2 separate regions of the Homo sapiens genome follow, and region 2 is linked to region 1. A link is a loop called in an ENCODE intact Hi-C map of the cell type or tissue named here. Cell type or tissue: Panc1. All regions are shown on one strand. Links, peaks and the distances in the headings refer to the core of each region. The heading gives the core; the rest is flanking DNA. Region 1 has its middle 24 kb from the start of LINC00445. Region 2 overlaps NBEA (neurobeachin).

Region 1 (2,922 bases), core at 305-2,804:
TTCTAACACTATGGAATTTGTGGTTGACACTCATTTTGGCCACAATAACGAAGACCCATGCCAAAGATGTGAGCCCCAGCAGAGACAAGCCTTCCGGATGGCCAATGGCCTGGGACCGGAAGAGGACATAGTATCTCCACGGATGACAGAAGAGTCCTTTTGATCACACTGCCTGAGTCTCTTGTGAACAAGAATAAGAACTTGCAAAAACTCCTATAGTAAATGATAGAGATGTACTTCTCTTTCCAAAGTACCAATCATTTCAAACAAATTCTCTTGGCAGCTTGATAAAGATTTGAGTTAAAGAAGCCCTCCAAGATTGCTTTATCTATAACAGTCAGGACTGGGTGAACGCTACCTGGCTACTACAGTCAAGATTTTGGGGCCCAATGTAGGTACAACCAAATGAGCAGTCTCTCTATGTGATGAAGAATGCTGCACCAGTCTGGCTTATTTCTGATTCATTTTGTTGCTGGGCACATACCAGGTGCTGAGTAAATACCCACTGAATGAATGAATGAATGAAGCCTTCTTGATTGCCCTGGGCCAATGAAGTCTGAGCCTCTCTGGAGCCCTTTGTTGCTCTGGGGCAGTAGAACTGCTTCTCGATTGGCAGGGCCTCATGCAGCCAAGCTACTGTTGATGATTCTGGCCCAGGTATACTCAGACGTTACAGAGGACTGGCTGGATGACGTCCTTCTGGGCTGAGTCAGACAGTGCCTCATTTTATAAATGACTGGAGTACAGGTATATTCCCAGCACAATGCCTGGCTCATGTTAGGCGCTAAACAAATCTTTGATGAATTAAATGGTCATGTGCTAAAATCATGCCAGATGAACCTGATGGCTGAATGAATGAATGAATGAATGCAGAAAAAACTTCGCATCCGTCAAGGGGCAGTAGGTTGGCAATCTCTGATCTGGGCTACTTTTCACAAGGTGCTTACATTTTTAAAAACTCCCATTTCTGAAGTTTTTGAATTTCCAGTGGGAAACTCTATGTCAAGCAAGCCAGCGTGGCTAGGACTCCCAGGTGCTCAGGCCAGAGCACAGGCTGGTTCCCCGGCGCGGGGCAGTCCTCTGCTCCACAACGCACTAAGGTGCAAAAAGTGGGATGGTGAGGAGATGGGAGGAGTCTCTGATTATGCTCAAGAGATGCCTGAGGGTCGGAGAAGAATCCTGGAGCTCAGCAAACAAAATGCAGCCTAGCAGATAATGCAGGCTGAGTTGGCTGCTCCTTCAAGTTCGCTGGGGGGCTGGAAGAGGGATCCCGTTGGTCTTCCGGTCCAGTCCCTGGGGACTGGGATGATGCACGGGTGCCCTCTGGTGGTCTTCTCACCAAACTGCAGGCTCTGAATGCACGGGGGTCTCTGGCTGGGGAGTGGCCTGTCCACCCAGAGGACCAGCATCACCTGTTAGGGAAAGAAAAGAATCAATCAGGGGCAGAGGAGCCAGAGCGCCTTAATTAAGTGCCTGACATTGTGGAATGTCTTCTTAGTAAGCCTATGCCCGGTTAGTCTATGTGGATTGATTTTGTGATTACATCTTGAAGTCCGGCCGCCAGGAGCCTTGATAAAATCTTTACATCTACATTAATCAGGAAAACCAGGTAGACCCCTCGGAGTACTTTCCAGATGTGTCCGGCAGATGAAGGCCTCCACGAAGATCAGTGTTCTCGGGGTCGTCATGAATTGTCAGATCCAGTAGCCAAAAGGGGCTGAGCAGCAAGAGTGGGGGAAGGAGATCAGGGGTGGGGCTGGCATGGACATTTGGAGACCTTGCTGAGAACCCAGCAAAGCCAGGCTCTGTGGAGGGGCCACAGGCCTTCATCCCTGAGCTTTCAGCAGAGGGACACCCCCTCTCTCGAGAGTGGAGAGATGGGGTCCACACGCAGGCCACTGCCAGCTGACACTGAAGAATCTTCAGGATTCTCCCAGAGAACTGGGAATTATTTCACATATTAGAACTTATCCTTAGGGGGAAAACCAAGGCTCTTTTCATCCCCATATGCAGACAAATCATCCCATGAAGTAATACGTCTTTTAAACATGTATGTACCAGGTTATGTGTTAACATGATATATTTAACCAAAGGGATGTTAGAAAGCAGGGAATTGCATGGTTCACAGGTGGATAAGACATGTAGGTAGATGATGTCTCTCACCAAAAACCACTTGGATTCAGGATAATAATGATAACCAAGAGTGGTGGCCTATAGTCCCAGCTACTCGGGAGGCTGAGGTAGGAGGATCTCTTCAGCCCAGAAGTTCAAAACCAGCTGAGCAACATAGACAGACCATATCTTGGAAAGGAAAAAAAAATACACACAACAACAACAACAAAAAAAAAAAAACCCAAAAACGATTTCATATATTGGGTCCTCTTCAAGAATCTGGAGAAGGAAACACTTAATCCAGAGCCCAAACGATCATAGAGTTTGAACTGTTTCATCATAAAATTACAGCTTATGCCCCTATGGGTTCTTTTGTTTGTGCCTCTACAAGTGACTAAAACAGCCGTTTAAATATTGTGGATGCTTATTTTTGCAAAGGCAAAAAGCATGGGTTAAGCATGCTCCACTTACAATAATCACTCACCCATTCAACGGGTGACAAAGCTGAGGCTCTTAGGATGTGGCTGTGTGTTTCACGATAACTGCAATGAGGAAGGACAAAGCGAATCTAGCGTCCCTACATCCTTTCACAGGGAGAATGCTTCGCTGGTGCCCCCTGAATGCACAGCCACAGCAAGCACACTTTCTTCTGGCTTCTTGGAAAAGACAGGCCGCGAGAAGTGATTTCTGAGAAAAGCAATACCCCTCAATGAAAAACTGGTCATAAAACATAAAAGAGGAACTGCCCTCCTCTCACCAACAGTAATGTGCCTTCTACTGTATCCTGCCTTCTAAAGGCTTCAAATGGTA
Region 2 (2,922 bases), core at 267-2,766, 550 kb before region 1:
ATTAAATGAAGTTACTAACAATTTCTACTTAATAAAGTTCTTACAAATATTATAATTAGCACTAAAAACTGTTATTTCTATTTTTAATAGTCATATATTTTCACAGAATTTAATGTATGAATAATTCTCCTTTTAAATGGGTAGGCATAATAGTCAACAAAAACTCACTGAATGCCCATTCAATGAATGGAGTATTTTGAAATATACTATTAGTTTTCTTTCTAAATTAGCTTTCTTTATCATATGCTTAACTGGCCCTTGGCGTCACATCCAGTTTCATTAACATGCTTTTTGAGGTTCTGTGCCTGGTCCTTGCTTACTTCTCCAGCAGCAGCTCTCAGCCCTTTACCCTTGCTTGTGCTGTTTTAGTCATACCATAGACTTCATTCTGTTCATCAAAAGAAGCTATTTCCCCTAACTTCTCAGACTTTTATATGATTTCCTTTCCATAAAGTATTCATCCTTATTTTTTATCCAGCTAAAATCTATGTAACTACTAGGTTACCTTAAATGCTACATTTTCTCAGGAAAATGTTTTTTGACACCCTCGCTACCACCCCAGTCAGTCTAGGGTTGTTCCTTCTGTTTGTTGTTTTCATAAAATTACATAGGTCTGTTATCACTCATTACACTTGTAATTACATGTTTAATATTGATACAGTAACTTTTTGCTCAATAAGTGAAGGTATGAAATAGAAGTTTAATTCATCTTAAAAGTTCTATTGCTTTAAACTTCTGCAGATGGCAAGCAGACTGACCACATATTTATCCTATTCGTTGGTTATTTGCAGTGTTGTAACTTTTTTCTTTTTCACTACTGTCAGAGAACATTTGTAATTTGACTATATATTATTTACTGCTCACAGGACTCCATAGTGCTCTTATTTGGTTTGGGAAATTAAATACAAATGGATCATCAGTAATGCCTGATATCATTTGTGTAGGCATAGTAGACAGATAGGTACTTGAGGGCAGTGTCTATGTGTTATAGATCTTTGTAACTTCAGAGTAATTTTTTTTTTTTTTTGAGATGGAGTCTCACTCTGTTGCCAGGGTGGAGTGGAGTGGCATGATCTCGGCTCACTGCAACCTCCGCCTCCTGGATTCAAGCGATTCTCCTGCCTCAGCCTCCCAAGTAGCTGGGACTACAGATGTGTGCCACCACGCCCAGCTAATTTTTCTATTTTTAGTGGAGACGGGGTTTCACCACATTGGCCAGGATGGTCTAGATCTCTTGACCTCATGATCACTCACCTTGGCCTCCCAAAGTGCTGGGATTACAGGCATGAGCCACCACGCCCGGCCACTTCAGAGTATTTATAGCACTATGAGTACTTTGTAAAAAGAGGACAACTCTAGAATCAGACAGTTCTGAGTTTGTGTTCTGGCTTTACCACTTAACTGGTTTTGCGACCTGAGAGAAATCTCTTAAATTTCTGTGCCTCCGTTTTCTAATCTTTAAAATGGATACAAATCTTAATTTACAGAGTGTTTGTATTAATTAGACAAAAAGTGATAATAGACTGACATGCTTTGATTTCTGGCATGCAGTGAACATTCAGTTATTACTGATTTGTTCCCCTGTCTAGCAGTTTGACACTTAATATATTGTCGTGAAACGAATAAATAGTATTTTGAAGGTGACACCTTTGAGATGTAAGCACTTCAAAATAGTAATGTATTTAGTAATTTGTAGATATACTAAATAAAGTAGATAATAGAAAGTCCTTAAAGATTTTTATAACTAGTATTTCACTGATTGTAGAATATGGACAGAAAAGCCCAGTGGGAAGGAAATTGGTAGTAACTTACTTGAGCTAATCAGTATTTATCTGGCAAGAACTTTGGCAGTGAAAAATGGGTAAGTAGCGATGAATGTAAAAATACTAGGGGAAGATTTGACATTTCACAACAATGAATGGATCTGAGTGGTGTTTCTTTTTTTTTCCTTCCTGTGTTATGTGTTTCTTATGTGACATTTTAGGAAGTAAATCGAGTAATTTTTGAATGCAGTGGGAAAGTTTCTTGCAAGTTTCTTGCATGAATCCCATACCTTCATGTGACCTCATTTTTATACTGTGTGAAAAGGAACAATTACACAAGCTTCTCCTATCATGTTGTCTTTATAAGGATCAAATTAGATTAGGGGTAGAGAAATATAGAAAAGAAAATATTTCTAATCTTAAAATCTATGTTATAAATTCATTTATGCTGTAAATTATGTATTATTTTCTTTAACCATCCTGTAGTAAATATTATTAGTCTGTTATTCAGATGATGTAGCTGAAGTTCAGAGAGGTTAACTTCTCACCGATGGTCATATAGCCAGAAGTTTTGGAATTGTAATGGAAACCAAATACTATCAACCTTTAAATACTATGCTCTTTTTACTATGGCGTGCTGCCAAGGAATCAAACATTTTAATTTTGGGCTAGAATATCATGATTGACATTCATTGAGAAATAGAAGGTACCCTGTTTATTTTTCATTGTTAGAGTAACAACAAGTGCATACCTATTATGGGCTGGAATTGTATTTTGCATTATACATATTATCTAATTTAATCCATACAATTTTTAACACACTGTATAAGTGAGAAAGTACTTGATTGAGTTTCAGGGACCCTAGTTCACTTAGTAGTCTACTATGTGACTACATTACCTGAAATATGTAGATGTTTTTCCTCCAACTATAAAATGTTTTGTTGGTAACAATCTTTAATGTCTTTCAGCTTTAATGGGCTGTGACTGATTCTTTTTAATCTTACCGTTTCTAACCTTGGATAGACCATGAAATGGTTACACATACAAAATCTCATATACTAGTGTAGTATAATAATCTCATATATTATAAAAGCATGATGGATAAATGAACCCAGAGGCTCAAAGAGATTTGTTAACTAGAGGTAGAGAAATGAGGCTC

What was found. Peaks named below come from ENCODE experiments on the same cell type or tissue, not always from the same donor. Only the 100,000 strongest peaks of a DNase experiment are listed, where the experiment ranks them.
Region 2: it touches region 1 in a loop (4-fold over the local background); 11 of 110 quality-filtered maps call a loop at or near these places.

The regions. Positions count from the first base shown.
Region 1 is chr13:35,719,806-35,722,727 of GRCh38, forward strand. No RefSeq gene overlaps it. Among named protein-coding and RNA genes, the nearest start is that of LINC00445, 24 kb to the left of the region's middle. RefSeq lists an enhancer at 612-1,112. In Panc1, for the core only: CTCF peaks have their summits at 1,331 (motif pointing left) and 1,599; a DNase peak (open chromatin) is centred at 1,376; H3K4me3 peaks cover 285 bases.
Region 2 is chr13:35,173,785-35,176,706 of GRCh38, forward strand. All of the region lies in intron 27 of NBEA (neurobeachin), which reads left to right. Among named protein-coding and RNA genes, the nearest start is that of NBEA, 230 kb to the left of the region's middle. In Panc1, for the core only: no CTCF peak of the experiment used is centred there; no DNase peak of the experiment used is centred there.